2 separate regions of the Homo sapiens genome follow, and region 1 is linked to region 2. The links are chromatin contacts, found by Hi-C or POLR2A ChIA-PET in ENCODE. All regions are on one chromosome and are shown on one strand. Each heading gives the region's core, a stretch centred on a gene start or an enhancer-like site at or near the end of the contact. The rest is flanking DNA. Distances are from core to core; before and after follow the strand shown. Region 1 overlaps DENND10 (DENN domain containing 10). Region 2 overlaps LINC03036 (long intergenic non-protein coding RNA 3036).

What was found. A loop is a pair of places that touch in the nucleus more often than their neighbours do. ChIA-PET counts read pairs that join two places held with the same protein, here RNA polymerase II (POLR2A). Pooled maps may share reads with other maps.
Region 1: a pooled map shows a loop between it and region 2 (4-fold over the local background). The contact joins two enhancer-like sites. A Hi-C loop is called at or near these places in 1 of 37 single-sample maps with no recorded cell type and 3 of 50 pooled maps. POLR2A ChIA-PET finds 5 or more read pairs at or near these places in 3 of 52 experiments (H1, activated CD8-positive, alpha-beta T cell and endothelial cell of umbilical vein).

Annotation. Positions count from the first base shown.
Region 1 is chr10:119,118,431-119,123,779 of GRCh38, reverse strand. It overlaps DENND10 (DENN domain containing 10), which reads right to left. Exons shown (of 9, transcript NM_207009.4): 5 at 3,328-3,439; 6 at 211-311. Among named protein-coding and RNA genes, the nearest start is that of DENND10, 17 kb to the right of the region's middle. RefSeq lists an enhancer at 2,929-3,223. Within about 2 kb of position 3,264, at least 7 of the 41 ENCODE cell types and tissues checked have a DNase peak (open chromatin) inside an H3K27ac peak, as active enhancers do.
Region 2 is chr10:118,968,118-118,973,311 of GRCh38, reverse strand. The region is part of intron 2 of LINC03036 (long intergenic non-protein coding RNA 3036); the gene reads left to right. Among named protein-coding and RNA genes, the nearest start is that of LINC03036, 59 kb to the left of the region's middle. Within about 2 kb of position 2,436, at least 2 of the 41 ENCODE cell types and tissues checked have a DNase peak (open chromatin) inside an H3K27ac peak, as active enhancers do.

The sequences.
Region 1 (5,349 bases), core at 2,015-4,514, 150 kb before region 2:
AAAGTGGAATAAAATTAGCCAGGCGTGGTGGCACATGCCTGTAATCCCAGCTACTTGGGAGGCTAAGGCAGGAGAATTGAAGGCGGACGTTGCGGTGAGCTAAGATCGTGCCATTGCACTCCATCCTGGGCAACAAGAGTGAAAATCCGTCTCAGGAAAAAAAAAAAAAAAAAAGTGAAACAGTTCCTCCCCTGGGATCCTCTTGTCTACCTGTGCACATCTGCAGGGCTTCCAGCTCATCGGCGTTGAGGTGCACGTAAGAGTGAAGGATGGTCCAGTCCTGTCGGTGCCACACCAGGGCAGGCAGAGTCCTGGGGAATCAAGGCAAGAACTCAAGTTGTTGCTGGTCCACACCTTAAAGACTCAGCCTGCCCCCTTCTCCTCTTCCTGAGAAGGAAATGAAGAGGGTAGAGTCTACAGCTAATCAGGGACAGAGGTGAGACCAAGCCCCAAATGTGCTAACCTCTGGGCTTCAAATTAAAGCAATGCAATGTTTTACTATTTATTTTTTTGAGATGGAGTTTCACTCGTCACCCAGGCTGGAGTGCAATGGCGCGATTTTGGCTCACTGCAACCTCCACCTCTGGGGTTCAAGTAATTCTCCTGCCTCAGTCTCCCAAGTAGCTGGGACTACAGGTGCCTGCCACCACGGCCCGGTTAATGTTTGTATTTTTAGTAGAGATGGGGGTTCACCATGTTGGCCAGGCTGATCTTGAACTCCTGACCTCAGGTGACCCACCTGCCTTGGCCTCCCAAAGTGCTGGGATTACAGGCGTGAGCCACTGCACCCAGCCTCTCTGCAATGTTTTAAACTCTGCTTTTGGGGATCAGATCAGCTACAGAAAGCTCAAGGTGAAGTTTCAAAAGATCCCTGTGGTAGCAAAGAGTGACGCTTCTAAGGTTTTCCTCTGAAAAATCCCACTCTGGAGACTGCCATGGAAAGGGAGTCTAAGGGTAAAATTCAAAGTCACCTCTGCAAGCAAGAAATTTTCTGGAAGTCTCCCATTTATATTTAAAATTTTAGTAAAACTCGCAAACCAAGTGTGTTTGTTTCCCTAAGACATAGATTTCTCTGAAAAAAACTTATGGTAGAATAATGACTGCAACAAGATGTATCAAATTTATCTGTGGCTTCATGAACCCCTGGTGCCCTGCTAAATATCTCAGAAGCTGTGACCGCTCCAGTTTAAGGAGCATACGTAGAGGGGGAAAAGGTGATGGGATAGAAAATATGGGCTTTTGGACCCAGAGAGGGCAGGGTGAAAGTTCTGTCTCTCTCACTTAAAATCTGATGCAATCATGATCATAACAATAATAACTTCTAAAGTGTGTCTTACAGGCTAGGTACATGTTAAGCATCTTACATAAATTATTTCCAGTCTTAACAAACTTGTAAGTAGATATTACGATCTTCATTTTACAGATAAAGGAACACAGGCTCAGAAACAATCAATACCTTTTGTTTTGTTTCTGTGACAGGGCCTCACTCCGTCGTCCAGGCTGGGGTGCAGTGACGTGATCATGGCTCACTGCAGCCTCCACCTCCTGGGCTCAAGCGATTCTCCCACCTCAGCCTCCTGTGTAGCTCAGGCTACGGGTGCATGCCACCATGCCTGGCTAATTTTTGTATTTTTTTATAGAGATGGGGTTTTGCTGTGTTGCCCAGTCTGGTCCTGAACTTCTGGTCTCAGGCAATCTGCTAACCTCAGCCTCCCAAAGTGCTGGGATTACAGGTGTGAGCCACCATGCCCGGCCAACATTATCTTTTATGTGTTCACAGAGCTAATAAGTTGCCCTCCCAAGATTTTAACTCAGGTCTTTCTGACTATGAAGCCTTTGTTCTTTTCATTACCTTATACCTATACTCTGCCAACCTTAATTTTCTCATTCATAAAACAGGGTAAAAATACTTCCTTGCAGGGTTCTTGTTATGAGTAAATTTAATAATTTAAGGTATCTTACAAAATGCCTGACATACAGTAAACCCAACACGAATGCTAAGTCCTCTTGCTTTTAAAGAAGGACCTGGCCGGGCACAGTGGCTCATGCCTGTAATCCCAGCACTTCAGGAGGCCGAGACGGGCAGATTACGAGGTCAAGAGATCGAGACCATCTTGGCCAACATGGTGAAACCCCATCTCTACTAAAAATACAAAAATTAGCTGGGCGTGGTGGTGCGCACCTGTAGTCTCAGCTACTCGGGAGGCTGAGGCAGGAGAATTACTTGAACACGGGAGGTGGATGTTGCAGTGAGCCAAGATCGCGCCACTGTACCACTCCAGCCTGGTGACAAAGCGAGAGATTCTGCCTCCAAAAAAAAAAAAAAAAAAAAAAGGACCTAATGGCTGGGTGTGGTGGTTCATGTCTGTAATCATCTCAACGGAGGCAGGAGAATCACTTGAGCCTAGGACATCGAGACCAGCCTGGCCAACATAGTGAGACCCCAGAAACCCCATCTCGACAAAAAATATAAAAAAAATAAAAATGAAAAAAATTTAAAAGGACCTAATAACAAGTTAGATTTAGTAAACAAAAAATCTTTAAAAATCTGTATGGCAGGTGGGGGAGCTGTTAGAGGGGACAGGGCCTGGCAGGCACCTCCTGGCCCTGAACTGACCCTCCTGGCAAAAAAATTATTAACAACAACAAAATCTACATTTATTTTGGCCGGGCACAGTGGCTCACACCCGTAATTCCAGCACTTTGGGAGGCCAAGGCATGAGGATCACTGGAGCCTATGAGTTTGAGACCACCCTGGGCAACACAGCAAGACCCCATCTCTACTAAAAATGAAAATAAAATTTAAAAAATCTATATGTACTATCAAAGTAAGAGTCTTTGTCCTGCTCTAAAACTTTTTAATTAAAACAAGAAAAAAAAAAGAGTCTTTGATAAAACTGAACAGAAGGAACAATTTACCTGAAACGGGTCAGCAAACTATGGCCCACAGCCTAGCTGCCTGTCCTTGAAAATAAAATTTCATTGACCACAGCCATGCTGAGTCATTTATGTACGTGTCCTCCATGGTTGCTTTTGTGCTACCTAGGCAGTTGAGTAGTTGGGGCAGTGACCATATGGCTCACAAACCTAAAATATTTACTGTCTGGCAAGGAAAAGTTTGCTAATCCCCTGCTCTAAAATAGTCATAAATAGTCCAAATCAGTAACCTTGAACTACTAGAGCTAAACAGAAACTTCAGACCAAAGGTGGTATTTCACCACATGCTATTTATAGCAAATGTGCAACACAGCAGAGCACACAGTAACATCTAGTGCTGCGAACTGTCTGCCAACAAAGTTAACACTTTTTTATAATTAGAGGTGATACCTGGTGAACTCCTGGACCGCTTCTATCTTGGGGTGATACACCACAATTCTTTTCTTTAGCATCAGTGCTGTGTGTAAGATAACAGTTTCCATTCCAAACTGAGATACAATGTCTTCAAAAAAGAGAAATTGTAATGTTACTGCATTACACATCATGCAAAGAAATAAAGATTTTTTTTTCTTTTTTTCTTTTTTCTTTTTTTTTTGAGACCGAGTCTCACTCTGTCACCCAGGCTGGAATGCAGTGGCAAGATAGTTGCTCACCGCAACCTCTGCCTCCTGGGCTCAAGCGATTCTCCTGCTTCAGCTTCCCGAGTAGCTGGGATTACAGGCACACACCACCACACCTGGCTAATATTTGTATTTTTAGTAGAGACGGGGTTTCACCATGTTGGCCAGGCTAATCTCGAACTCCTGACCTCAAGTGATCCACCCACCTCAGCCTCCCAAAGTGTTGGGATTACAGGTGTGAGTCACAGCACCTGACGTACAAAATTATTTTTAATACAGAGAATTTAGGCAAATGTTGTAAAGCATACAAACACTTTATTTGGTGGAAGAGTAGATCTATCCTATGTCAGCTTCCCAGGACGTGTGCTCTGCCCCGCAAGGGACTCTATGATGGGATGCATAGAGGAAGCTAGACTCACAAAAAACTGAAACAACTGATGTGAAGGGAACCAGCATCTTTCTGTATCATTAAAACTTCCTGATTTAAAAAAAAAAAAAAAAATGTCTGCCAGGTGCAGGGTGACTCATGTCTGTAATACCAACACTTTGGGAGGCCAAGGTGGGAGGATCACTTGAGCCCAGGAGTTTGAGACCAGCCTGGGCAACACAGGGAGACTGTCTCTAAAAAATGTTTAAAAATTAGCTGGGGCTGGGCACAGTGTCTCACACTGTAATCCCAGCGCTTTGGGAGGCCTAAGCAGGCAGGTCATCTGAGGTCAGGAGTTTGACACCAGCCTGGCCACCATGGTGCAACCCCATCTCTACCAAAAATACAAAATTAGGCTGGGCACAGTGGTTCACACCTGTAATTCCAGCACTTTGGGAGGCCGAGGCGGGTGGATAACCTGAGGTCAGGAGTTCGAGACCAGCCTGGCCAAAATGGTGAAACCCCATCTCTACTAAAAATACAAAAATTAGCGGCCGGGCGCGGAAGCTCATGCCTGGAATCCTAGCACTTTGGGAGGCCGAGGCAGACGGATCACCTGAGGTCAGGAGTTCGAGACCAGCCTGACCAACATGGAGAAACCCCATCTGTACTAAAAATACACAATTAGGCAGGCGTGGTGGCACATGCCTGTAATCCCAGCTACTTGGGAGGCTGAGGCACTTGAACCCAGGAGGCGGAGGATGCGGTGAGCCAAGATCGCGCCACCCAGCCTAGGCAACACTTGTTGGAGCAAAACTCCATCTCAAAGAAAAAAAAAAAAAAAATTAGCTGGGTGTGGTGGCAGGTGCCTGTAGTCCCAGCTACTTGGGAGGCTGAGGCACGAGAATCACTTGAACCTGGGAGGCAAAGGTTGCAGTGAGCTGAGATTGTGCCACTGCACTCCAGCCTGGGTGACACAGTGAGACTCTTGACTCAAAAAAAAAAAAAAAAAAAAAAATTAGCTGGGCATGGTGGTGTGCACCTGTAGTCCCAGCTACTCGGGAGGCTGAGGTGGAAGGATTGCTTGAGCCCAGGAAGTTAAGGCTACAGTGAGCCGTAATTGTACCACTGCACTTCAGCCTCAGTAACAAAGCAAGACCCTGTCTCAAAAGGAAAAAAAAAAGTCTATTAACTCCCCCATGTCCCCCAGTATAATTACTTAAGTCCTTAAGTTAGCCTGACAAACACCTACCACCTCAACAGGGATGCTGAGAAAATTCAAAGAACAGCGGGATCAAAAGGAAAGACAGATGGGCACCATGGGAGGACATGACAGAGGGCAGCCTCGCCTTCAGAGTTCCCCTCGCCTCCTGCTCAGGGACCCTGAAGTCTGTGGCTTAGGCCTGAGCTGTCTGCATTTTGGAT
Region 2 (5,194 bases), core at 1,187-3,686:
CTGTATTTTTCTTTACCGTTTGCTCTGCTTATCTTTAACTTCTAAGTCTTCTATTGAGTTTATTTCTGCTATCTTAAGGTTATTTTTGGTTCACTAAATGTTTCTTTTTTTAAAAAACAGTGTCTTGTTCAGATTTCCTGGAGTTAATATTTTTGCTATTCTCTTTGAAAATCTAAAACTGAAAAATTAGTGGTTCCTCCTCCTCCAAAGATTTTCCCTCCCTGCAGTTTGTTTTCTTCAAGTTGTTTTTATATACTTGATTTTTTTTTTTTTTTGGTCTGTCTTTCGTGTACAAAGTTTTACTTCGCTATCCTGGCAACCCTTGCCTATCCAGTCATATTTAAAATTATGTACTAAGATGCTGACTGGGCACTCTGATTGCAGGAGTGGTCTTATCAAGTGCAGGCCTCACTGGATGACAGTGATGTTCAATTTTTGCTGCATGTTGGAATCACCTGGGGAGCTTTTATTTTTTAGGAGAGGGAGCTTTTCAAACCCGGATGTCTGGGCCCTCCCCAGATTAATTAAATCAGAATCTCTGGAGGGTGGGGCTCTGGGATTGGTATTTTTTAAAGCTCCCAGAGTGGTTCTAATTGCAGTCAGTTGAGAACGTTGCTCCAGGGTGATTGAGTTCAGCTGTTTTGAGAAACAACCATAACAGTAGAAACGTAAGTAGACTCTGGAAACTTGTAGTCGTACCTGTCAAGTATGGTATACTGATTCCCACCCTCTAAAATAGAAAATGTGGGAAATAATACAGAGTGGGTGTAAGATATTGTGTTTTCTCTGACAGGAGTTAATTCCAAGTTAAAAGAAAGCAGAGAACACTTTTTTTTTTTGTCTTCACCTCTATCATTCATCCTTAGAAGATAAAAAACAAATGTCAGCACCCGTAGCCCTTTTCTCTTGAGTTGGTCATATTCTCCCGTGAAGAATTTTCCAGTCTCCTCCTTCCTTGGCCAGCATTCTGAGATCTGAGTGGGGGAAGGAGACTGTGGGTCTTGATATCCAATATGTAAGCTTTAATTTAATTTCCCGTTTTCAGTGCAGTTCCTCCCTCCCCACAGGTCCCTGGTGTCCCCCATTGCAGAGACAGCTGTGTTACTTTCTCTAGAGAATCAGGGTCCAGTCTCCCGCTGGGGCAGGAGGTGCATTTGGCCAACCATGAGGAGTGGGAGAAGTAATTAGGGTCTGTCTGCTTGCACAGACTTTCAGCTTCTCTTCCTGCTTTCAACCTCACTTTCACCCCTGCCACCAGGGGCAGCCGGCACTGCCCATCTCTCCATCATGGTGGGATTTCTTGGTGTAAACCAAGCTGAGTCTCAGCTTCCCCACTCAGCTTTCTTGATTCATCAGTTACCAGATTCCAAAAAGTTGTTCCTGCTGTTCCTCATCCTTTTTATTCTCATGTGTTTATTCCTTTAAAGCATCCCTTTTATTGTTTTAACGGGACTCAGGGAGGAATCGCAGGTGGATGTGTATCGGCCGTTATCTTTCATCACATGTGTTCACCATTACCATATAAAGAATTTGTCCTATCACTTTGTGTGGACATGTGAGTCATTTTAATTTTGGGAAAAGGCTCTTTAACAATTGCAAAGTTAACTATTCAGATGTAATTTATTTTCTGTGAGGCACAGGTTTCACTGTGAACCTTCCAGGTCGTGGCTGATGTCTGAAGACTGTATTGAACATTGATGGGACACACTTTTTTTTTTAAAATTTTAAGTTCTGGGATACGTGTGCTGAACGTGCAAGTTTGTTACATGGTATATGTATGCCATGGTGGTTTGCTGCGCCCATCAACTCATCATCTAGGTTTTAAGCTGCATATGCATTAGGTATTTGGATGGGACACACTTTTTAAGAACCAACTTGGTTCTTCTTTAGCTCAGACGTGTAATGGAATGTATCAGAGACGCCGCTGAGTGGTGAGCTTGGGGATTTCTGTCACACTTCTTCCTCTGTGTTGGTTTCAAGTCACAATGGCTGCTGCTATGTGTTTTACAGACTTTTTTTTTTTGTCCCCCAGGAGAGCTAGAGTTATGTATTTGGTTTTGTTTGGACGTAAACATTTCTTCCTCTATTGACCAGTGCCAGGATTTATAAAGTTGAACTCTGAACCATGGACTCAGAAATGTATTTCACTGAAATAAAAGAAGACAGAGTCTCCGGGCAGTGGATTTCCAGGGAGGTGTCTTGAAATAGGGATCCATGTGGTTCTATTTTTGACCAAGTGGTTCAGGCAGGAGGAGGGGTAACCGGAGGGGCCGGGGGTCCTTGGGGAAGCTGTTGCCTATGTGGTTCCCTGGTCTGCCAGTCAAGGAGGGGGTAGGCACAGCTGTGGCCAGGTTGAAGACCAGGTTTCTTGAGTAAGACCCCAGACAGCAGGTGGGGAGTGAGATGCCCAGAAATCCGGATTCTTGGCAGGTGGCCAAGCACAGTGAACTTTTCATGAACCGTTTCAGTGTCTCATCTTCCCTAAGGTAGAGGCAACTCTGAGGAAGGGGAAGGAGGCCATGTCACAAGAAAGAATCCAGACTTTGCTAGTTAAGAGGGCCCTCGTCTTACTAACTGGGCACACTTTTCCTGTAAAGTACGATCTATAAAGTAGTACATGGCAAACATTTTTAGGTTTTGTGGGCCTTTAAGGTCTGTGTTGCATTTTCCTTTCTTTCCTTTCTCTTTCTCTCGTCTTCCTTTTCCTCTCTTTCCACAACATTTCCCCCCTCACCCTCTCTCCTTTCATCAGAGACAGGGTCTTGCTATGTTGCCCAGGCTGGTTTCAAACTCCTGGGCTCAAGCAATCCTGCCTCGGCCTCCCAAAGTGCTGGGATTACAGGTGTGAGCCACCGAGCGCGGCCTTTTCTTTTTGTTTTATACAACCCTTTAAAACCATTCTTGGCTTGCTGGCCATATAAAGAGGCTGCAGGCTGGACATGGCCCCAGGGCTGCAGTTAGCCAATCCCTGCACCACACCGCCCGGTTTATTTCCCTCCTAGAGCCTCTCACAGTCTGAAGTCTTACTCTGTTTATTTTCTGTTTCCTCTGCCATAATGTGAACTCCCTAAGGGCTGAGGACTGGGCTGCTTTATTCTCTGCTGTGTCCTTAGGCCTATGGCAGTTAGGAGCAGAGAGCGGCCACTCGAATGTTGGCTGAATGAGTGGATGTGTTATTAGTTCTAGATGAAAATCTCCGGTAGCTCATCTGTGAAACAGGAGACCTTGAAGAAGTCATGTTCTGAGATTTTTTTTTTTTTTTTTGACACAGTCCCGCTTTGTCACCAGGCTGGAGGGCAGTGGTGCCATCTCAGTTCACTGCAACCTCCACCTCCTGGGTTCAAGTGATTCCCTTGCCTCAGCCTCCCGAGTAGCTGGGATTACAGGCACCCGCCACCACGCCTGGCTAACTTTTGTATTTGTAGTAGAGACAGGGTTTCACCATGTTGGCCAGGGTGGTCTTAAACTCCTGACCTCAAGTGATCCGCCCGCCTCAGCCTCCCAAAGTCCTGGGATTACAGGCGTGAGCCACCACACCCGGCCTCGTGTGCTGAGATTCTAATTCCCAGAGCAATGTGGGGATTTGGTTCTTCTATAGTTGTGTGTGGATTTCTTAGACCTCCCGGAGGGCTCCTGTGAGCAGGGGAGAGGAAAAGCAAACAGCCCAGGAGCTGTGGGCTGCCCCTCACCCCTCGCCCCTTCTTTCCACCGCCTCAGGCCCATTCTGCCCATGTGCAAAGAGGGATTTTTCTGTAAAAATGGGTCTTACCCTATCAATCTTCTGTTGATAACTTGCTGCCCCAGCTGCTGTACAAACACACATGATAGTCCAATTATTTAAAATCAGGTACAAGCACAGGCACTGGCCAATCAAGGCAGGTGGTGGCTACAAGGCCTCTCCGCCGACTTCTCCAGCCTTGGCCCAGGCTCTCCCCTGCACCTGGGCTTTTGCCACGACAAATGTTTCCACCTTCTTTGAATATCCCACGTCTCTCTTCTTTGTTGATGCCCTTTCTTCCACCTGGAATGGACTTCCCCAAGCTTTTTTTTTTTTTCTCTTTTGCCTGGTAAACTCCTATGCATCCTTTGAAGCCCAGCTCAACTGTCAGCTCCTCTGTCCCCCAGGCACTTAGCTGCTCCCTTATCTGCACTCCCATAGCACTTCAACCCTTCTTGGCCATATACTTCCGTGAGATTATTGTCAGTGATTTGGGTTTGTCTCTCCTCTGGATTTGGTCCTCAATGTCTGGCTCCTAAATGTACTCAATAGATGTTTACAGAATGAAAGGGGTGTAGATCAAAAGAATGACAATCACATGGTAGATTCCAGGGAGCAAGCGTCTGGGCCCAAGTGGACACCTCCCTCCTGGGTTTTCTCCCTCCTGGGTTTTCTCCCTCCTGGGTTTTCTCCCTCCTGGGTTTTCTCCCTCCTGGGTTTTCACGTTTGGCTTCATTGCAGGTGCAAGTGGACATTTTTGTGAGACTCACGAGTTGAGAGAATTGGATGGCAGAACCGGGCAGCTGGTCCTTTAAGAACTGGCACCCATTCTGCCAGTGCCCCAGGCTCACTGCAGCCATCTGGAGGAGGTGGAGCTGCGAGGCTGAGGGCAGGAGGAGGGCTGAGTCCAAATCTGGAGACCCCACTCGGAGGCAGGGGACTCACTGGGGAGCCGCCTCACCGCTGTGGGCCTGGCCCCTCCTGTTCCCGCTGAAGTGCCCCCCTCCGAGGTTGCCTCTGAGGTCCCTTCCAGAGCAATAGCGTCGGGGACTCTGCAAAACATGTTTGGTTATCAAATCAGATCCTTTCTTGGCTGATTAAAACCCACCACCCATTCCTTAAATGCCGCCTCCCCTGGAAGTCCCCTCCAGCTCCGAGTCCAATTCCCTCTCTGGGACCTCCAAGCTCCGAGCCACATTGTGCACAGGGTATGGCCGTGACCCAGAATAACAGCAGCTGTGCCCAGAGTACGGCTGAGCATGGACACAGCACTGAGGGTGCACCTGGCAACGCGTGCAGCTCGGTGCTCACAACAGCCTCCTCACCCCAGCATACAGTGCGGCTCAGAGAGGGGAGGTGGCCAGCTGTCTGTGAGCTCCCTGGGCCACCCCTGAGGTCACCCACAAACAGTCCCTGCCCACACTGGCAGCTTCCTGTCTCTCTTCTGAGGGTGTCCTCTGGCTGAAGGAGTGTGCT